Regions from separate parts of the Homo sapiens genome. Here region 2 is linked to region 1. Evidence: read pairs that join two places in POLR2A ChIA-PET (ENCODE). Cell type or tissue: CD4-positive, alpha-beta T cell. All regions are shown on one strand. Links, peaks and the distances in the headings refer to the core of each region. The heading gives the core; the rest is flanking DNA.

Region 1 (11,203 bases), core at 959-8,958:
TGTCCCTGGCGTCATCTCTGACTCTCCCAGGGGCGACTTCTTGGCAGAGCGGAGCTCGGGGCCCGGATCTCCACAGGGGCTCTCAGTGACCCCTTCTGGACTCAGTCCGGGAATGAGTTTGTGGGGTGAGAACACCGTCCCCAGTGCGGGGCCTGGCTGTTCGATTTTCTCCGAAGCACCAAAAGGTGACTTCCCGCGAGGGCGATGAGTAGTAGCCCGAGAGGCGCATCCCCGACAGTCTCGGACCTACGCAGCCCGGTGGACTTTGGGGCGACCTCCCGTGGGACTTGGCCCGCCGAATGCAGACATTCGGGCCTGCCGGGGTGGCGGCAGTGGGGCGTCGAGTCGAGAGCCCGGCCGACCGACGCGCGACCCGCGCGCGTGCCACTGCAAGCTCTGCCTGCCGGCCGGGAGTCTCCAAGGCAAGGGACGCACTCGGCGGCCCCGGGCCACGTGCTCCCTGCGCGCGGTGCGTGCCGAGGCCCGCGCGCAAAGCCCGCCGGGCGGGGGATGCGCGCCTGCGCGCCGCGACCTCCCTGCCCCCACTGCTCCCCGGGGCTTCGGCCGCCAGGGGGCGAGAGCGGGCGGAGCCGGGGTCCGCGGAGCGGAGCGGGGCGGGCCGGACTGAGAGGGCCGACAGGTGGCCCGGAGCCGCTCGCCGGACAGCGGCCGAGGGGTTCCCGCAGGCCCGGACGCCGGACCTCTGTTGGTATTGGTGGCCGTGTCGTGTGGAAAAAGTTACCGGGCGCCCGGGGCCGCGCTGCCTTTTGGATCCCGGGCGGAGTCCCACCCCCGAGGTGCTGTCGGGATCCCTAGCCGCCGCGGGGAGGCCGGGAGTTGGTGGCTCCGGCGGCAGGCCCCGGCCTGGGGCACCGCCAAGCAGCGGTTTGCGGCCTCTAGGAACAGCGGTCGGATTTGGGGGGTCGGTGTGCTTTGGCTTTTTTAGATACCTGTCCTGGCCGGGGCGGTGCGGCCTCGCGGGCCTTCCAGGCTGGCGCGCCTGTGGGGCTCTCCCCGAGCGCAGGCCCCTCTCTCTTTGCCTTATTTATTTTTGGAACATAACCTGCCGCCTTTCTAGACGGCTCGAGGGGCGGGCTCTTTGCACTTGGAAGCAGGCTGATGGGCGTGAGTGTCCGGGGCTCGTCCACCCGGCCGGACGGGCTGGGGGCTGTGGCGCCACATGGCTCCTTTTTCCTGGGAAGCGCCAGGGGGCAGTGGGAACCGCCACCGGGGCCGCTGTAGCGGGCCTTAAAGGATGGGAAACCTTGATCACAGATGCCCCCCGCCGGCCTTCCTTCCACCAGACCAGTGGGAGAGGGACCGCAGGGGCATCAGGCCTTTCTCAACATGCGACTCTTAATTTGGGACGGACAGAACAGCCGTACAGACCAGTAGTTCTCAGCGCCTTTGCTTACCCTGGGTTGCTCAGAAGACTTACTGGTTACTGGTTCCTTCTTCCCTTTTGAAGGACTTAAAGGAGAAGAAGGAAGTTGTGGAAGAGGCAGAAAATGGAAGAGACGCCCCTGCTAACGGGAATGCTGTGAGTGTCTGCTTTGCTCCTGAGCCCTGGCAGCTACCGCCCCACAAAATTTTTCCTGTTCTACTTTAAACATACCTATATATGTGTGTGTATGTGTATATGTATAGCTTTGCACAGTGGCAGTATCGTAGCCAATGAGCTTTACCCGAGGCGCGATTATTGCTAGTTAAATATTTATAAAAACCTTTCGAGCAGCGCCTGAACAAGAATAGGTTCAGAGGAGACTCCGGTAGTCTGAGTTTGGGCTTGGCCCAGGGTGGGGAAAAGCCCTTGTCCTGGGGCAGTTAATGTGCAGGTTTCATGATGGAGCCTGGAGGGTGTTGACTGGAGAAGGGTCTCTGGGGTGGGCTTGGCTTGGCTGGGCTGTAGATGCAGCCGCCAGCCTCTGGTGGGAGGCCGGGCATCAGGAGCAACGCTCTGTCCAGCCTGGGGCCAGCTGGTAATGACATGGCCTGTTTTCTGTCGAGGAGAATGAGGAAAATGGGGAGCAGGAGGCTGACAATGAGGTAGACGAAGAAGAGGAAGAAGGTGGGGAGGAAGAGGAGGAGGAAGAAGAAGGTGATGGTGAGTAGCCTTGTCTATCTTCCCCTTTTCAGGTACTTTTTCCTGGCCTTGTCTGGCAGAAGGGGAAGGAAGGAATTGGGGCTCCTGGGAGTGGGACAATGGTACTTGGGGCCAGTGGACCACATGGCCCTGGGCACCCACCTGTAGAGTCAGGGAAGGTCTCCCTGACATGGAGTTGTGCCCATGCCCACTCACACTCACTCGCACACCTGAAAGTTTCTTTCGTGCAGCTCTGAAAGCCACTGATCTATTGGGCTGGCCTTTTGGGGTGCAGCTGCTTGGGCCTCTCTCCTCTGGAGAGTCCCACCTGTGTAGTGGGCGTGGGTGCCCTGATTGGGCCCAGTTGCAGGCAGTAGAGGCAGGGCAGGGACCTTGCAGTCCACTACATGTTCCTCGGGATTTCCCCAGGAGCCACAGTAGGAGGGAAGTGTGGTTTACCTGGCCTTTGATTCTCTCCAGGTGAGGAAGAGGATGGAGATGAAGATGAGGAAGCTGAGTCAGCTACGGGCAAGCGGGCAGCTGAAGATGATGAGGTGGGTTCTGGCTTGAGAAGAAGGGGGGTTTGGCATCTGGGTCTCCCCACCTGCCTTTAGCTGAGGTGCTCAAGCTGCGGAGGGACTGTTTCTGACTTTGTAGGTGGCCACTGTGTGGTCCTGAATCTTAAGAACAGGAAGGAAACAGGGCTGGGCTCAACTTCCCAGAGGCCTTGGGCTGTGGAGCTGGGGGTCCCTGGTTCTTGCTCTGCCAGCAGGAGCTGAGGCAGTGGGCTGGATAGGGCTCCTGGGGTTGGAGGGGCCTTTGACAGTCTTTCTCTGCTTAGGATGACGATGTCGATACCAAGAAGCAGAAGACCGACGAGGATGACTAGACAGCAAAAAAGGAAAAGTTAAACTAAAAAAAAAAAGGCCGCCGTGACCTATTCACCCTCCACTTCCCGTCTCAGAATCTAAACGTGGTCACCTTCGAGTAGAGAGGCCCGCCCGCCCACCGTGGGCAGTGCCACCCGCAGATGACACGCGCTCTCCACCACCCAACCCAAACCATGAGAATTTGCAACAGGGGAGGAAAAAAGAACCAAAACTTCCAAGGCCCTGCTTTTTTTCTTAAAAGTACTTTAAAAAGGAAATTTGTTTGTATTTTTTATTTACATTTTATATTTTTGTACATATTGTTAGGGTCAGCCATTTTTAATGATCTCGGATGACCAAACCAGCCTTCGGAGCGTTCTCTGTCCTACTTCTGACTTTACTTGTGGTGTGACCATGTTCATTATAATCTCAAAGGAGAAAAAAAACCTTGTAAAAAAAGCAAAAATGACAACAGAAAAACAATCTTATTCCGAGCATTCCAGTAACTTTTTTGTGTATGTACTTAGCTGTACTATAAGTAGTTGGTTTGTATGAGATGGTTAAAAAGGCCAAAGATAAAAGGTTTCTTTTTTTTTCCTTTTTTGTCTATGAAGTTGCTGTTTATTTTTTTTGGCCTGTTTGATGTATGTGTGAAACAATGTTGTCCAACAATAAACAGGAATTTTATTTTGCTGAGTTGTTCTAACAAAGCTGTCTCAAGCCTGGTTTTTCTGTTTCAGTTTCTTCAGACCTTCCAGGGCACAAGGATAGGAGGGGGAGGATCCTGGGGACAGTGGGTTGACATTTTGGGAGGCAGTTGGATGTGTCCTGTGATGGGCAGCAGAGTCTGGTGGGTGGGCAGGGACTGAGCTGCAGTTGGCTGGGGGGGCTGCTCACTGGGGCAGTCAGTGATTGCCCCAAGAAGCCTTAACTGGGGAGGAGGACTTCATCACTGGGTGCCACATGGGGACCCTGGTGCCCTGGGGGTGGGGGTTTGCAGTCCTAGACACTGGAAACGGGCCACACGGGACTGCCATTATGTGGAGCGCAGGGTGCTGGTGGTATAGGCCAAGAGGGAACTTGCCAAGCCTCCCAGGATGAGCGTCCAAGTGGTGGCTGCCTCTGCAGGCCTCACAGGTTTAGCTCCATGACGTGGCTCCCCCTGCTGGTGGCACGTGGTACCCCCCGGCCTCTTAGAATGCCGGGGTTTTGGTTTGGCACTGGTGCAGCCTGGCAGTCATCCAACCTTTGGTCTCCAGGTCCCTTAGGTTAGTTGGGCAGGCCCACCCTGCCCCTTGAACACAGTTGGAGAAGTTACTGTGCCGTTTGGATATTCATACACGGGCTGTGAGCAGTGGGTCAGGATAGCCAACTGGAGGAAGTGCCACCAGCTCGTGCCCTCAGAGGTGGAGGTAAGGATTAGAGCTCACCTAGAACCTTCTGGGATCCTCCAATGAGAGCTGCAGGGGCAGGGGCCGGTATAGGCACTGCTAGTGGGCCTGTTGCCCAGGTAGGACCTGAGGAAGCCATCCAGTGGTATCTGCAGGAAAACTCCCAGGAGCAGACTGAAGTGTCTGCAGAGGCCTGGCCTGGGTTAAGGGGAGATGCTGGGAAGGAGGGAAATGTGTGCATTGAAGAGAGCAAGAGAGACCAGTTCCCTCTACCTGCCCCTTGACACCGTGTCCACCCCATTCCATGCCCCCCCGACCTTTGTGTTTCACACCAGGCACCAGAGTTCTGGGGGGACCTTTCCCTTCTCTGGCTGGAGCTTAGTCACTCTCATGGGGCTGCTCAGGCCGCTTGTTCAGCATGTCCCCAGGCAGCTGCCACCAGGATCGGGGGCAGGTTGAGGCCTTGGTAGGAGGGACCCTCTGACCTGTATCTACCCCACACCCCCTGCACAGCCTGGGTATCTGCATCCTGGCTCATCCAGGGAAGAAAGGGAGGGTCTGGAGCCAAAACGCTGGCTCCTCTCTGTTCTGCCGCCCAAGGCGACTCAGTACTGCAGTGTTCCCAAGCTCGGCGCCCAGGAGGGTGTCTCTAAGGCAGGAGTGCAGGCGAAGGCCGTGAAGGAAGGCCACACAGGGCAGGTAGCGCTTGGAGCTGAGAGCAGATCTAACCCAGCTCCCTCAGGCTGCAGTCCTGCTCGGGACCACTACCGCAAGGCCCCTGAAAGGGGAGAAGCTGTGCCCTGGTCCGCACACAGACACGGCAGGCATGTTAGCATGAGGCAAGTAACTGAACCTTGTGGGCTTCAATCCCCTCCTCTGCAAAATGGGAACAATAGGATGAGGCATGAGCCAGGGCCCAGGGCTGCCTTGCTAGGGTCCCCCTGAGACACCCATATCAGCAGAGCTTACTGCCTCTGCTGTCTGAGCTGCCTCATCCCACCAAAGGTTTGGCCTGGAACAGCATTTGCTGGTTCTAGCAGAACACACTTACCCCTAGTCCTGAGCCTAGCACACAATTAACCACTGCCTGAGGATATACCTCAGGGCCCAGAGTCACCTTGATACCACTCCCAAAGTCCCCGAATGACCTCCCACTGGAGCCCAGGTTAAAAGATTATCAAGGAATGGGCGCCCCCTGGTGGACACAGAGGAACTGTAAAGCGTGCCGCTGAATTCTGTCCAGGAAAGACCCTTCAGTGGGCCCTGGTCCCAAGGTAGGCAACGCCAGTCACCCTCCACCTGACTCCCGCAACAAGACCTTTCTCCCTCTCTGTTGCTGGAACCCCAGTCAGATGTGACAGTCAGTGGTCATTTCCCAGACCTTCCTTCTGGGCAACTGATGCCCTCTCCCAAGGACTGAGTCCTTTACGTGGAACCAAAGCTGGAAGCAGGGGTCCACTCTTCCACGGTCTTGGGCTTCCCTGTGGCCACACACACCCTCACTGGACTCCACGCACCCTCACTGGACTCCATGCACCCTCACTGGACTCCATGCACCCTCACTGGACTCCATGCACCCTCACTCACTGGACTCCATACTGCCTCAGCAGACTCCACACTCTCTCACTGGACTCCCTGCTCCCTCACTCACTGGACTCCACGCACCCTCACTCACTGGACTCCACGCACCCTCACTGGACTCCACGCACCCTTACTCACTGGACTCCACACATCTTCACTGGACTCCACACATCCTCAGTGGACTCCACACATTCTCACTGGACTCTACAGACCCTCACTGGACTCCACGCTCCCTCACTGGACTCCACACTCCTTCACTGGACTCCACACACCCTCACTGGGACTGCTGCCCTGAGTACAAACTAGGAGAGTTTGAATGGGGGGTGTTCACTAGAATGACTAGAATGACTCAGTCACTAGAATGGGGGGCGGGGAGTCAGGGGCTCCCAGCTCTACTTCCTGGCTTTATCTTGGCTGTTGGCTACACAGCCCCAGGAATCAGTACTGCTTCTCCTCTACTGCTATCACAAGCCCTGGGGTCAGGATCCTCAGCCTCTGGCCCTTCCTAACTCCTCCCAGATCTCAGTCCCTCCAGGGCCCTGCTGCCTACCCTGCCTCTACCAAGCCTGCGGGTTGGATGCCTGTGTCCTAGATACAGGCCAGCCCTGCCTGCCTCAGGGCGCTGGCTGCTGCGTGGTCCCCTCCTGGTGGGAGCTGCTTCATGAGGGTGGAATCCCTGGGCCCCGTGTTATTTGGGGCCTGCTTCAGTCTGGCTGGGCCTCACAGGCCTGGCCCCCCGCTATGCCCAACCTGTCTGCTCAGCAGCCCATCTCCTTGATGCAAGTGTGCTCAGTTTTGCTGTGTCGCTGCTTGTCCTCCCTGTACCCCAGGCCCATGGAGGCATGGGCAGAACCAGCCAGGGAATGGGGCAGAGCTGTGCTCTGAGCTGTTCCTCTCGGGATACCTCAGCCTACGCTCATGGGTCTGGCCTGAGCTCAGAGAGGTGGAGGAAGCACAGATTAGGAAACATGGCTGAAACATTTTAAGGCCGTCCGGCACACTGACCCTATTTATATACTGGGTGAATGACACATGCATTGTTTGCAGAGAAGGCCTAGCAGCCAGTGACTGATGTGGATTCCATGAAGTCCTGAGCATAGCCAAGGATCGATGGTATGCCTCCATGGGCTCTCTGTCAAGGCTGTCACCCACAGCAACAAGAAGTACCAGGTGGTCACTTGAAGCAACCTCATTTTACATGCACCCATGTGGGGACCCCACTGTGAGACTCTGGGCAGGGAGCAGATCCCTTACTGAAAGGAGCTGCTGGTGGATTCCATAAGGTCCCAGGGGACATCTATTGTTTTTGCCACCAGCAGCCATTCCTTCACCCTTTTCTTGGCAGTAATGCCCTGAAGCAATGTCCAGCTTTTTTTTCTTTTAGACAGAGTCTAGCTCTGTCGCCCGGGCTGGAGGGCAGTGGCGTGATCTCGGCTCACTGCAACCTCCGCCTCCGGGGTTCAAGCCATTCACCTGCTTCAGCCTCCCGAGTAGCTGGGATTACAGGCGTGAGCCACCAGGCCATAGCTTTCCTTCTGAACTTCCCCCCTCCCACACTCAGACAAGCCCCAAGGCAGAACATGTGACTTGGTCCTGGCCAATCAGTGGCCTGAGGTGCCCTGGCTGCATTGGTTGGTTCACAGTTGGCACATGACCTAAGTCATCCAATCAGAAGGAGTTCTGGGATTTTTTTTTTTTTTTTTTTTTTTTTTGCGGGGGTTGCCGGAAAGGGAAGAAACATTTGGTTTTGTCCCTCAGGGATTTGAACTTAAGAGGCTGAGAAGATGAGGCTGCAGACTACTCAGTGAGAAGCAGAACTGAGCCAAGAGGCAGAGGAACCTCAATTCTGATGACATTGCTTGAGTGCTTCAGTCCAGCCACGCGGAGTATTCAGTTACACAAGCCAGTAAATTTCCTCCCGGTTTAGGCTAGTTCAGGATGGGTTTTCTGTCATCCGTAACTGAAAGACTCCCAACTAATAAACAGGGAGAATGCAGGGCTTCAGGCTTCAGTCTCCAGGGCCAACTAGGCCTCCATGAACAAAGACAGCTTGCTGGTGGGGGACAGAGGTGTGGGGATGCCTTTTCTGGTGTGGTTTCCAGATTGGGAGGAATACAGAGAGGTGAGTCAGCCTCAGAAGAGGCTGTGATCTCATGGTCAGTCTCTCAGCAGGATCTGAGTCCTGCCTGAACCATTCCAGCCAGGTGGGGGGATGGCTCGAGTCATCTGAGCTGCCCACCTGGCGTCCTCTGTGTGAAGCTTCTAATCCCCTCTTCTCCAGCCCACAGTGATCTCTGGCCCGCTGACCTCCCAGTGCTCCCATCGGGCCTTACAGGCAGACACACTCATTGAAGTGACTCGATGGCCCTGGGAGGCTTCTGGATAAGGTGTGAGATCCCGTCTTCATGCAGCCTGGAACCTCCCAGTTGTCTCTCTGCCCCAAGGTGTACCTGAGAAAGGGGAGGTGACTCCATCCCATCTGGAGAAACGCTAGGTTAAGCAATGCTAAAAGGGTTTTCTGGCAGGACATTGTGGCTCGTGCCTGTAATCCCAGCACTTTGGGAGGCTGAGGTGGGAGGATCACTTGAGATATAGAGTTTGAGACCAGCCCCAGCCTGGAAAACACAGTGAAACCCTGTCTCTACAAAAAATTAAAAATTAGTCAGGAGTGGTGGTGCACGCACCTATAGTCCCAGCTACATGGAAAGCTGAGGTGGGAGGATAGCTTGAGCTTGGCAGGTCGAAGCTGCAGTGAACCACTGCACCACTGCATTCTGGCCTGGGTGATAAAGCAAAACTCTGTCTTAAAACAAAACAAAACAAAAAAACAAAAGAGAAAGGTTCTCTTTCTGTAGAACTCACTGGGCACTGGGCAGTGCCCAGGGAATTCTAATATACAAAGGGTACTGAGTTTCCGAGAGGAAAGTTTAGCATGCAGTTCGCTCTCAATTTATTTGACCTGGATTTTTTCACAGAGCGCTATTAATATATTGAAGGACATTAGTGTCCAGTAAAAGCTGATCTTGCACAAGGACCCTCACCAGGGCTCGGGAAATGTTTGCTGAACTAAGCAGATGATGGAGAAGGATTCCTTTGAGAATTTGTTCCACAGTCTGGCTCTTGGAACCCCACATGGGCCTCATCCTCCTATGGCTGCAGGCAGCCTGGGCCCTGTGCTGACAGCGCTCCGTGTCAGTGTCAGCCCAGCACGGGAGACAGGCATGCCCTTGGCTGAGGAGGTAACTGGCATTTCTAGGTGGGGGGACAGTAAAACGTGGAAACTGGCATAAACCTTTCTGGAAAACATTTTGATCCTGTATATCAAGATCCAAAAAATATGCGCACATACTTTTGACCTAGAAGTTCCACTGCCAGGAAATCTGCTGAGGAAAGGCCGGGCAAGGTGGCTCACGCCTGTAATCCCAGCACTTTGGGAGGCTGAAGCGGGCAGATCACTTGAGGTCAGGAGTTCAAGACCAGCCTGGCCAACATGGTGAAACCCCATCTCTACTAAAAATACAAACATTAGCTGGGCATGGCGCGCGCCTGTAATCTCAGCTACTCTGGAGGCTGAGGCAGGAGAATCGCTTGAATCTGGGAGGTGGAGGTTGCAGTGAACCGAGATTGGGCCACTGCACTTCAGCCTGGGAGACAGAGTAGACTCCGTCTCAAAAAAAAAAAAAAAAAAAAAGAACTGCTGAGGGAGGCACTAGACCTGAAGGTGTCCATAACAGCATTATTATTATTATTATTATTATTATTATTATTATTTTATTGAGATAGGGTCTGGCTCTGTTGCCAGGCTGGAGTGCAGTGGCATGATCTGGGCCCACTGTAGCCTTGACCTCTTGGGCTCAGCCATCCTCCCCCCTCAGCCTCCAGAGTAGCTGGGATTACAGGTGTGAGCCACTGTGCCTGGCCTGACATTATTGATTGATAAGAGTAAAAAATTAGAGACAAGCCAAATGCTCGATCATCAGGAAGCAGGCAAGTCACTTACAGTATAACCACTTGGTAGATATCACAATGTTTACGAGAAATTTTCAAAATTGTTTTTAAATTTATAAAAGCATTCCAGGCCCACTGCATGACCTTCACGCTAGACAAAAATACTATGTGAGGAATACAGTGAGACCCCCGCTCAACCCCTTGTCTGGTCCAGTAGCCCTCTGTTAACTGTTAATGTGAAGCATGTGCCCTTCCCTCCAGAACTACAAGTAGTTTTGAATAATGTAGAGAAGAGCCTGTTTTAAAATGTCAAGAGAAAAAAAGTTGATACAGAATTGTGTCTACAGTATAATCTAATGATCAAGAAAAAAAAAGTCACGAATGAAGTTCACCAAAATGTCACTTCTTGGTGGTGGAATTATTTTTTCTTTAAGGTTGTTTTGTAAATTTTCCACACATAGATTTCAGCAGGGAAATAAATTAACAATCAATAAAAAGAAAGAAAGAAAACAAAGAAAAAAAGGCAAAACAGCAATCTGCACATCCGTTAGGTCTCTTTCAGTTGCAAGTGACAGAAACCTAACACAAACTGGTTTATGAAAAAAGGAAGTTTGTTGTCACTAGGATGTTCTGAGATAGCATGGCTTCAGGTACAGCAGGATTCAGGTCCTTAAACCATGTCATCAGGAACCCGTCTCCCTCCCGCCCTCCGTCAGCTCTGTTTTCTTTGGCATTGGTTTTGTTTTCTGGCCGTTTCACAGCTATAATACTATTGAATATGGTGACTACTGTTCGCAGCTTCTTCACCTAGCTTGGTGGTGGGAGTGGGAGGGCTGAAAAGGTAGTATGTTAACAGGACTGTTAGTTTTCTAATGAAACTCTTGAGAAAGCAGTGTGACAGACATCATGAGCCCTGTGGGAAGCCAGCAGCCCCTCATTCCCCATTCCTAGTTCAGTTGGGATTGGGCTGTGCTCTGCAGGTTCTCCTCATGGGGCCTGCTGGGACCCGCCATCTCTGAGGGGGAACCAGTCTTTTTCCCCATGGTTCCAGCCTAAGTCCTGCAGAAGGCTGTCACTGGTGAGATCTGGTCATGTGGCCCCACCCACAAGTCAGACCCACAGAGGCACTTGGACAGAGGGTGAGAATGGGGTAGGAGATCTTCCATTATGAAAAGTCAGTGTTATGAATAGGAGGGAGGCTGGGCAGGAGAAAGCAACTGATGTCTGCCACATCCAGTCAGTGGGTACTTGAGGAATTTCAATACAATTCAAAATGGAATCAGGGTGACCTGGGCCTGCTCTTGGGCAGGTGGACCTGGAGTATGACTGCA
Region 2 (11,203 bases), core at 1,085-9,084, 52 kb before region 1:
ACAGCACCTGGTGCTGTAGTATGGGCTGGCCCACCCCTTGGCTTGCTCCTGATGGATACTGCTGTCACTACAGGCAAGATGGGCAGGGTCTGGGGACATCATCATGCTACAGGTGCAAAGTCCCCAGAGTATGTGATCTCAGTGGAAGAAAGGGGCAAAGAGCCCTCAGTGAGTGCCTCTGCTGCCTCGTCAAGCCCACATTTCTCAACCTGCCCACAAAACCAGTTTCCCCAGGTCCTTGCAAGATGGTTTCTACCTATTGGGTGTGCCTCCCCTATATGGCTGTGGGACAAAAGCCGTCTGTCAAGAATTGAAAAATGGGAATAAAGGCTGGGCGCGGTGGCTCACACCAGTAATCCCAGCACTTTGGGAGGCCGAGGCGGGCAGATCACGTGAGGTCAGGAGTTTGAGACCAGCCTGGCCAACATAGTGAAATCCCGTCTCTACTAAAAATCCAAAAATTAGCCTGGCATGGTGGCAGGCACCTACAATCCCAGCTACTCAGGAGGCTGAGGCAGGAGAATCGCTTGAACCTGGGAGGCGGAGGTTGCAGTGAGCCGGGATCACACCATTGCACTCCAGCCTGGGGGACAGAGACTCCGTCTCAAAAAAAAAAAAAGAGGGAATAAATGCTGAAGGTACATGGGGAATCATACTCTTCTACTTTTTTGTATGTTGAAAATTTACATACATTTTTAAAATGTGCCAGGCACAGTGGCTCACGCCTGTAATCCCAGCACTTTGGGAGGACGGGGCGGGCAGATCACTTGAGCTCAGGAGTTCAAGACCAGCTTGGGCAACATGGTGAAAACCAGTATCTACAAAAAATAAAAAAACTCACCGGGCATGGTGGTGCGTAGTCCCAGCTACTCAGAAGATCACTTGAGCCCGGGAGGTTGATGCTGCAGTGAGCCACTACACTCCACTTTTATCCCAGCTCTTTGGGAGGCCGAGGCAGGCAGATCACCAGGTCAGGAGATTGAGACTATCCTGGCTAACAAAGTGAAACTCCATCTCTACTAAAAAATACAAAAATTAGCCAGGCGTGGTGGAGAGCGCCTGTAGTCCCAGCTACTTGGGAGGCTGAGGCAGGAGAATGGTGTGAACTGGGGAGGCAGAGCTTGCAGTGAGCTGAGATTGCACCACTGCACTTCAGCCTGGGCAACAGAGCGAGACTCCATCTCAAAAAAAAAAAAAAAGAAAAGAAACGAAAGTGATTTGCTCAGGTCACACAGCCAGCAAGGGGGAGAGCTTAGGCAGTCCAACTCCAATGCCATACAGAGCACACTGCTTCTCACACCAAGGCCAGACACCAAATCACTCATTCACATCACACATAGAAATACCTCCTCTCTAGAGTCTTTTGAAGCATATCCATACAGTGGAATATTAGTCAGCTATAAAAAGGAATGATACATGCTACAACATGGATGAACTTTAAAAATTACGCTAAGTGAAAGACGCCAGACACAAAGACCACATATTGAATGATTCCATGTATATGAAATGTCCAGAATAGAAAACTCCATAGAGACAAAAGGAGATTAGTGGTTGCCAAGAGCTGGGAGGGAGGCGGGCAGATGAAGAGTGACTACTAATGAATACGGGTTTTGCTTTGGGGTAATGAAAATGTTCTGGAATTAGTGATGATGGTTTTTCAGCTTTATAAATACAGTGAAAACGGCTGAATTATACATTTTTCTTTTTCTTTTTTTTTTTTTTGAGACGGAGTCTCGCTCTATCGCCAGCCTGGAGTGCAATGGTGGGATCTCAGCTCACTGCAACCTCCGCCTCCTGGGTTCAAGCAATTCTCCTGCCTCAGCCTCCCGAGTACTGGGATTATAGGCGCCCGCCACCACGCCTAGCTAATTTTTTGTATTTTTGGTGGAGACGGGGTTTCACTGTGTTGGCCAGGCTGGTCTCAAACTTCTGATCTCAGGTGATCCACCCACCTCAGCCTCCCAAAGTGCTGGGTGTGAGCCACTGCGCCCGGCCTCATGAAGTCTTATTAATAGGAGTCAGGGACCTGTTAAGATTGAGTCTCTCACCAAGCAAGACAAGGACCTACCACTTATCAGTATTGCTGAGTGTTGGAGTCCCCACCTTGTTAAAGTTTTTTTGTTTTTTTGTTTTTGAGACAAGGTCTCACTCTGTTACCCAGGATGGGGTGCACTGGTGCAATCTCCAGATTCAAGTGATTCTCCTGCCTCAGCCTCCTGAGTAGCTGGGATTACAGGCACACGCCACCACACCAGGCAAATTTTTGTATTTTTAGTAGAGATGGGGTTTTGTCATGTTTTCCAGGCTGGTCTGAACTCCTGGCCTCAAGTGATCCACCTGCCTTGGCCTCCCAAAGTACTGGGATTACAGGCATAGAGCCAACATACCACTCTGCCTTGTTAAAGTTTTTTGTTTGTTTGTTGAGATGGAGTCTCACTCTGTCGCCCAGACTGGAATGCAGTGGTGCGATCTTGGCTCACTGCAACCTCCGCCTCCCACGTTCAAGCCATTCTCCTGCCTCAGCCTCTCCTGAGAGTAGCTGGGATTACAGGCGGCGCACCACCATGCCCACTAATTTTTTGTATTTTTTTAGTAGAGATGGGGTTTCACCATGTTGGCCAGAGTGGTCTCGAACTCTTGACCTCAAGTGATCCACCCATCTCGGTCTCCCAAAGTATTGGGATAACAGTCGTGAGCCACTGCACCCGGCCACCTTGTTAAAGTTTTAAAAAGAGAAATAAGGATGGACACAATTAAAAGATCATATAGACCTTAAGGACTTGGAAACTGAGGTTGCAAGTCAGACACCTCAACTTGGATGAAGGATCTCTGCTCCGCTATTAGTTTATGAATTTGGGCAAGGCTAATAACCTTAAAATCTCAGCTGCTTCAGGTATCAATGACGAATGATCCCTGCCCTCTGCCTTCTACTTTGACCCCATTCTGACCTGCAAAAATGCCGTTCCTCATAATCCTCAAATGAGCTGCGGAAACTTGAAAGGTAATTGTGACCTGCGAATGTGCTACTGACTACTGAGACCCTGTAGGAAAAAATAAAGGGAGGGAGGAATACGGATACTTTTCCTTCCAACCCCATGACCTGATCACAAGAGTTATGTGCATTCTGGATCCCAAGTCACCAGATAACTAACATTCTAACCTTTGAACGTGGTCTCTCAACTGGCCGGGACCTAGCTCTCCCCAGAGACCGTGAGAAACTGGCAGTTGACCGGCTCCTCTGAGCCTGCTGAGTTTTTTTCTATTTGCCCAACCACAGCTCTGCCAGAGAAGCAAAAACTGCTCCAGTATGTATGTAAACCATGAACCAAACTTCCTAATGCACGGAAGAGCGCTGGCAGGAACCATGCCACTGAATCAGACAGTGGCTGTACTGGAAGGTGGAAAAGACTATTCGTCCTTTCGCGTCCTTTAAGTACTTCTGTACTTATCTCTGTGTGTCAGTTCTTCCACGTGGACCTGGTTATGAAAGTTAATGCACTTAAAACAGGGCCTGGCATACTGCAAACGGAAGGTGAACACTACCATTCTTTCTTTCAAAAATTTCTACTGGCCGGGCGCGGTGGCTCACACCTGTAATCTCAGCACTTTTGGAGGCTGAGGCGGGCAGATCACGAGGTCAATATATCGAGACCATCCTGGCCAACATGGTGAAACCCCTTCTCTACTAAAAATACAAAAATTAACTGGGCGTGGTGGTGGGCGCCTGTAGTCCCAGCTCATAGGGAGACTGACGCAGAATTGCTTGAAAGCGGGAGGCGGAAGTTGCAGTGAGCTGAGATCGCGCCACTGAACTCCAGCCTGGGCAACGACAGCGAAACTCCGTCTCAAAAACAAACTTCTACCAAGAACTTGTATTAGTTTTATGGCTAAGGTTTGCTTTTAAACATTTTCTTGATCATTGTTTTACAGGAACATCTCTTTAATGGAAATTTTTAAACTTATTTTTGCCTCCCCCAAATCCATAACCCCAATTTGAAGTAGAAAGTTGCAAACTATGGGGATGAATTTGCGGAAGGGTATGTCTTTTCTTTTTCTATGAACAACTCAGAATCACATCTCAAAAGGTGTAGGCACTTTCAAGAACGCTTCATCCGCCCGCTTTAAGCACGCGCACCGACGAAAGAGTTTGGGGAGCGAGCGCCTCGGGCTTCCCCGGAGGGGAATTTTCACCCCCGCCAGAGGAAGAGGGCCCAGCTGCGCCATTAGCGCGTGCGAGGGAAAATGGAGGCTCCTGGTCCCACCCGCGCACCGGCGCCTGCGCCCTGGGCGCCCACCCCGGCCCGCGAGGCGGCCACGGCCGGAGAGAGAGGGCAAGGGAACCAGTGCCGTGTCGCGCCCCACCCTGCGCCCGAGCGCAGTGCCGGCGAGCCCGGCTCCGGCCCTTGAGAGTCCGCTCCAGGCCGCTCCACACCACGAGCCGCTCCGCAAGTTTGCAGCGCTCCGTGCTTTCCCTCCAGCCCTTTGTGTTCTAGCGCGCGTCGGAAGGAACGCGGGAACGCGCGCCGTGCTGTGCGCCTGCGCAAGGGTTCAGGCGGTGCGCCAAGCCTGGAGTCAAGAGTGGGCGAGGCTCTCGGCCGCTCCGCCCCGGGCCGCCTTCGCTCCGCCCCTCGCCCGCCATTTCGTGCTCCGCCGCGTCTCCCGCGTCTGGGGCGCGGCTTCCGCGTGATGGACGCCCGGAAGCCGGCACAACAAATGCCCAAGCGCCAGGGCTTCGCTGTCTGCAGGTCCTTCCGCTGCCCGCGGAGCGAAGATGGCGCCTAGAGCTTGCAGCGTTGCCCAAATATGGGGGGAATTAGGCGCCTCTACCTCCTCAAGAAGGGTCTGCCGGCTGACCTCGGGGGTGTGCACGTCCTTCTGTGTGCAGAACCCTGGGGCGTGCGCCTTTCTGTATGTGCACAACCTCGGAAGTGTGCGCATACCCTTGCTTACACTCCCTAGCACGCACACCAAAACTCTGGCATGCACGAACCCGCGGGTTTCCATGTTTTCGTATGTGCACGACCTCGAGGATGTACTTGGACCCGAGAATGTCCGCATTTGTGTTTGCACAGGTCCGGGTGTGCACGGACACGTGCATTCAGGAATGTAGTGGTTCACAGAAGCCGCTGTTTGCGCGGCCCGGGGATGTACGTGGACCCTCGAGTGCTAGCCCCGCCTCCGCTGTCTGTGGCCCGCGAACACGATCTTGTTTCCGGCCTGTTTTGGATTCATTTGCACTTGCCCAGTTTACATGCAAAGCATAATCTGCCGACCACCCCAAGCAATTTTTAATCTTTCCTTCGTTCTTTCTTCACTGATTTTTTGGCTCCTGCCCTGGACCCAACTTTGCACTTGGGCGCACACGGTGATAGTGACGCAGAGCATGAAGCCAGTGGGAGAAACGCCTAGAAATAGGCAGTTAGGACAACCTGAGACCACTGTGAAGGAGGCGCTTGGCTTGTCAATGACAGGGGAAGCGGCCTGGAGGAAGCCGTGAGCCGAGACCAGGGCATGGGGTAGAGGGAATAGGGTAATGGGCCCAGGACTGTTTGGGGAGGCATTCAGTCTCATTTGAGAGGATGGTGGGTGGAAGCAGAGGAGGCAGGTCATGGAGAGGAGTGTGTGGGGAAGGGACCTGTTGGTGAGGCTCGGGGGGCAGAAGACTTGGGCAGGCGTCTGAAGTGAGAGCTCGCATGGACTGGCCTCCCTAGGGAGCAGTGGGGAGAAGCAGCTGGGGCCTGGGGGTAGAGCCCGTGTGCCCACTGTTGACACCTTCGCGGGCTACTGCTCCTCGTGGCTTCTGTATGGAGCACAGGCCTCTTTCCGGGAGAGGGACTCGGACTGCAGGCTCCAGCCCTGCACTGCCATGAAAGGCCTGGGCAGGTTGTCTGCATAAGAACAGTACCTCTGGTGGTGGAAATGGAGGGAGACGCCACGGCACAGAGGACCTGTCCCAGACACGCGGGATGGCAAGCATCAGAGCTGGAGTGACTGCCGAGGTCCCCTGGTGAGGCCCTCCTTGTCTCTCCCTCAGCAGCCTAGTCCCCTCTGATTTTTTTTTTTTCTTTTTTGAGACGGAGTCTCTGTCGCCCAGGCTGGAGTGCAGTTGGCACCGTGTAGGCTCACTGCAACCTCTGTCTGCTGGGTTCAGGCACTCCTGACCTCAGGTGATCCACCCGCCTCGGCCTTCCAGAGTGCTTGGGATTACAGATGTGAGCCACCGCGCCCGGCCCGTCCTCTGTTTATGGTTACGGGTACTCTCCAGTCATGCTCACGGAAAACCTCTCCCTGGAGGTGTCTGCGTTTGCCTTGAGAATCCCTCTCCACGAGGTCCCCAATGTGTCTGTCCCCAGCTCATTGGAACATGTCTCAGGGAGCAGGGGCCACTTCGCACACTTTGCAGGACAGCCTTTTTGCTGTAGGCCAGATCTTTTTTCTTTTTCCTTTTTTTGGAGACAGAGTCTTGTTCTCTTGCCCAGGCTGGAGTGCAGGTAATATGATCTCAGCTTACTGCAACCTCCACCACCTGGGTTCAAGCGATTCTCATGCCTCAGCCTCCTGAGCAACTGGGATTATAGGCATGTATCACCACACCTGGCTAATTTTTGTATTTTTAGTAGAAATGGGGTTTCACTATGTTGGCCAGGCTGGTCTCGAACTCCTGGCCTCAAGTGAACCACCCGCCTCAGCCTCCCAAAGTGCTGGGATTACAGGCACTAGCCAATGCACCCGTCCTAGGCCAGATTTTTTTTTTTTTAATCTGAAATGAAGGTTTTTTTTCAGTCACCCAGAAGACACTTTTTTGTTTTGAGAGAGAGTCTTGCTTTATTGCCCAGGCTGGAGTGCAGAGGTGCAATTTCGGGATTACAGGCACATGCTACCACGCCTGCCTAGTTTTTTGTCTTTTTAGTAGAGACGGGGTTTTCTTGGCCAGGCTGGTCTCAAACTCCTGACCTCAGATGATATTCCCGCTTCAGCCTCCCAAAGTGCTAGGATTACAGGCGTGTTCCACCGCGCCCAGCCTAGACCAGATCTGTTTTATCTGAAACGGAAATGAAGGCTTTTTTTCTGTCACCCAAAAGATACTTTCTGAGCACATGGTCTGTTAAGCCTCTGTCTGGACTAGAGATAGAGCTGTGGAGCAGTTCCTGCCTCTAAGGAACATACAGGCCCAAGTCCCAGGACATGAGGGTCCAGAAGCAGACAAACAGCTTCTTTCCACTGAACCTGGACCTGCCTTCACCCTCCCCACCCAGCCCCGTGCATCTTGAATTAAAACAGAGAAGCTGGGGATTGGATGGCGGCAGGCCCTTCTCCCCACCAAGAGAGTGGCCCTGCCAGGCACTGCCTTCCTCTTTCCCAGGCCTGGGAATTGCCCCCAGCCCCTGCTTCTGGGAGTAACGGGGAGTTGACTGCACTCTGGGACACCAGTTGGGACCCTCCTCAGAAGGGGATGGGGACAGTCCTCAGTGCAGGGCAGTCTGCGGGGGAGGCCATGGTGGGGCTATCCCACTGACCTCCCTCAGCACCATATCTGGACAGCCGTGCCACCCTGGGAGGTGGGGTGAGGGGGCCAGTGTCTAGCCGTCTAGCTGTTGTTCCCGTGACACTCAGGCCTCAGGGCAGGTTGTGCCACTTTCATCCACCAGCAGGGCCAAGGCCTGGAGCCCGCAGGGCACCAATTCTGAGATCTGCTCTAAACAAGGCCTGCATCCTTCAAAGTTGGTGAGGTGGTCTCTTCTCCTGTAGGACAGGCAGGTTTCCTACTTTCCCCAAAGGCCCCAGGACTTGGGTGATGTCCTTCTCCGTCAACGGTCCTCTCCTTCAGCACAAGGCTCCAGAGGCAGCTCCCCATCCCACCCCACTCCTGAGCAGGCGGCCGGAGCTGCCCCCTCTGAATGCCACGCTGGGCAAGGGGTCCGTGCCTGGGAAACACCTGGTGGGCAATGCTCTGGCCTCAAGAATAAACAACGGGGATCTAGATGATGCCACCGTCCTCAGTCTCTGACCTCCAAAGGAGCCACATTCAAGAGAAGGGAGGTCCCTCCACAAATGAGACAGCAGAAGAATAAATGCTACCCTGTGCCTGCCGACTTCCTGCAGAGGTCTGTGGGCTCGTGTAAATAATTGAATGGAAAACTTCAGAAGGAAGGCAGCCCACGGGAGCCTGGCCTTGCCCGCCAGAAAGCAGGTTATAAAATGTTTCCCATGTAAGTGGTGGCTGGGGGTAGTCAGGAGGCCTAGTTACAACCCCGAGAAGTAAGGCTGCCCTGGGCTCCCAGGGGAAACACTGGGCTGGGTGGGTGGGCGCTCTTCAGGGAGTAGATTCCTCCCGGCCACCCTCAGCTCCTAGTCTCTTGGGTGTGGTAGCTCCAAGATCTCAAAGCCCAATCGCCGAGCCCGGTGGTTTCCGATGTGTCCTACCCTCCCTCCTGCTGCACATGCAGCTTGCATTGCTGGGGAGTAAGGGGAGATGATTTCCGGCCAGCACAGGCAAAGCCAGGCAGGGAGTCCCCTGAGGCGGCGCAGCAGGAGGACCACCAAGTGTGGCCCATACGCCCGGCATCCGGCCCTCTCCCTGCCTTGTCCTCAGCTGAGGCCTGAGGTGAATTGTAGGCTGGGCCGATTCCCCACCCCTGGCCTCAGGGCGGTTCCTCCTGGGTCCAACTGCCCCAGCCCAGGCCATCTGGGAGGCAGGCTGGGCGGGGAGAGAGGGAGGGAGGACGTGTGTGAGCCACTGCCCAGCCCCCGAGGCACAAACATTTCCTTATGTGGTGGCTCTGAGTGCCCGGGCGACACCCTAGAGGCTGCTGGGGAGGGCCAGGGCCGGACACACCCTGGGTGATCGCAGAAGCAGAGCCCCTGCCCAACAGGATCTTGGCCTCATCTTGTGGAGGAACGGACCCCCACCTGGCTCTTTGTCCCCTGGAGTGGCCCACAATCCCCTAGGAGGAAGTGGTCACTGCTTCTGTACGGGATGTTTCCCCAAATTCCCCGTGTTTGCAAGAGAAACTGTGAGATTAGAGGTACAGCAGAGACCCCAGCCCCGGGACAGGAAGGGGTGAAGGGTGGGCTGGCAGGCCCCTAGCCTCAGGGTGCGCCTCCCGCACCGCCCCCCACTCAGCACCAGGCACGGCGCTACTCCCTTTGTTTCCGGCAGGCTTTGGGAGCTATATTTGGCTGTGGGGGGATAACAGGGTGACTCATGGGAGGGACGGCCCGGGGTGGGAAGTGGAGGAGCTGTGTCTCTGGAAATGCGGCTCCCTCTGTTCCCAAGCCTGCCGCAGGTGCTAGCCCTCCGTGAGCGCTGAAAGCAAAACAGCCAACAACGCCAGGGCTCCCACCTGTAATCTCAGCACTTTGGGAGGCCGAGGGGGGCAGATTGCTTGAGCCCAGGAGTTTGAGACCAACCTGGCCAGCACAGTGAGACCCCGTCTCTACAGAAAAAAATTAGCCAGGTGTGACGGTGCACGCCTGTGGTCCCAGCTACTCTGGATGCTGAGGCAGGAGAATCACCTGAGCCTAGAAGTTCAAGGCTGGAGAGAGCCGAGATCACGCCACTACACTCCAGCCTGGGCAACAAAATAAGACCCTATCTCAAAAAAAAAAGAAAGAAAGAGAAAAGAAAAAGAAACTGGGCAGACCCAGCATAGCTGCCTCCCACAGCAACGCAAGGCTGCATGGTCCCTGCACTTGCTCTCGGGGTGTAGGACATTGACCTCAGGGGGCACCCCAGCTGTCCAGAGTCTGGTTAGCACACCCCAGGCCTGATCCCCTGGGATGTCTACTCAGACCCCCGAACTGCCCTAGCTTCTCAGGCCAGTGTCATTTCTCCAAGGTGACAGCCTTTAAAGCAGATTTGAATGGCTGACAGGGCGTGTTCCCCATGGGATATGTATTTTATTGTTGTTTTATGGCTTTTTTTTTTTTTCTTGAGACAGAGTCTCACTCTGTCGCTCAGGCTGAAGTGCAATGGAGCAATCTCGGCTCACTGCAACCTCTGCCTCCTGGGTTCAAGCGATTGTCCTGCCTCAGCTTCCCAAGTAGCTGGGATTATAAGCACCTGCCACCATACCTGGAGAATTTTTTTTGTTTTGTTTTGTTTTTTGAGACACACCTGGCTAATTTTTGTTTTTGTTGTTGTTTGTTTTTTTTTTTTGAGACAGAGTTTCCCTCTTGTTGCCCAGGCTGGAGTGCAACGGTGCAATCTCGGCTCACTGCAACCTCCGCTTCCCAGGTTCAAGCAATTCTCCTGCCTCAGCCTCCCAAGTAGCTGGGATTACAGGCACGTGCCACCACACCCAGCTAATTTTGTATTTTTAGTAGAGATGGGGTTTCTCCATGTTGGTCAGGCTGGTCTCGACCACCTGACTTCAGGTGATCCGCCTGCCTCGGCCTCCCAAAGTGCTGAGATTACAGGCATGATGAGCCACTGCGCCCGGCATTTTTGTATTTTTAGTAGAAATGGGGTTTCACCATGTTGGCTGGGCTGGTCTCGAACTCCTGACCTCAGGTGATCTGCCTGCCTTGGCCTCCCAAAGTGTTGGGATTACAGGCATGAGCCACCGTGCCTGGCCAGGATATTTTTTAAATGGGGCTCCAGTAAGAAATGTGCTCATTCCAGTGCATCTTGAATTGGTCTGATTTCAGGGAGTATATAGGTTGAGGCTGACTCCGAAAGTTAACCCTGGTCTAGGAGGCCTTGGCATGCCAGCACCGCCAGTACCACCCCCACCGGGCTGAGGGGATGAGCCTGCTGGGCCTGGCTGCCAGCTGGCCCTGCGACTCCCATCTTTTCTCCGACAGCCCCTTGATGCTCGGCTCCCCGGGGTCTGTCCTTGGTCCCTCAGTCAAGGGACATCCATCTCTAAATTGCCTTCCTCCCTTGGTCAAGGGACATGCATCTCTAAAGTGCCTTCCTCCCAGCGACTACCCTTACCACCTGACACTGGGAAAGTCACCTCCTGCCTCAGAGCTCCCATTGGCCCCAGCCCAACTTGCCCCATCCTGATTCAGTGGGAATGGGTAGGATTCAAGCCCCCCAGTTCGAGACCCAGTCTTCTGTGGTACACTAGGATCCCAGAGCTGAAGTAGAGAATCTGGTTAATACATCAGTGTACAGACTCTTCAGTTTTAAGATTCTCTTTCCATACTGGGGGAGGTCTCAGGAATCTGTAGAAGGTAGATGGGGAAATGGACACTC

The links. Peaks named below come from ENCODE experiments on the same cell type or tissue, not always from the same donor. Only the 100,000 strongest peaks of a DNase experiment are listed, where the experiment ranks them.
Region 2: POLR2A ChIA-PET joins it to region 1 with 19 read pairs; 32 of 35 experiments call an interaction of 5 or more read pairs at or near these places.

What each region holds. Positions count from the first base shown.
Region 1 is chr2:231,709,880-231,721,082 of GRCh38, forward strand. PTMA (prothymosin alpha) reads left to right here. Exons shown (of 5, transcript NM_002823.5): 2 at 1,469-1,540; 3 at 2,011-2,104; 4 at 2,564-2,637; 5 at 2,925-3,672. The coding sequence ends at 2,972. It overlaps MIR1244-1 (microRNA 1244-1), which reads left to right and starts at 3,435; the gene lies at 3,435-3,519. It also overlaps the pseudogene LOC124906134. RefSeq lists silencers at 385-794, 835-924, 1,225-1,274, 4,840-5,134 and enhancers at 610-1,246, 2,320-2,820, 4,623-4,782, 4,792-5,321, 5,322-5,851 and 3 more. In CD4-positive, alpha-beta T cell, for the core only: CTCF peaks have their summits at 4,110 (motif pointing left), 4,309 and 5,552 (motif pointing left); DNase peaks (open chromatin) are centred at 2,532, 4,112, 5,522, 7,532 and 5 weaker places; H3K4me3 peaks cover 1,881 bases; H3K27ac peaks cover 3,467 bases.
Region 2 is chr2:231,657,852-231,669,054 of GRCh38, forward strand. No RefSeq gene overlaps it. Among named protein-coding and RNA genes, the nearest start is that of PTMA, 45 kb to the right of the region's middle. RefSeq lists silencers at 4,154-4,353, 9,226-9,285 and enhancers at 4,467-4,761, 4,694-9,547, 8,040-9,247, 8,386-8,445, 8,595-9,130 and 3 more. In CD4-positive, alpha-beta T cell, for the core only: no CTCF peak of the experiment used is centred there; DNase peaks (open chromatin) are centred at 4,190, 4,570, 5,757 and 8,720; H3K4me3 peaks cover 1,571 bases; H3K27ac peaks cover 1,040 bases.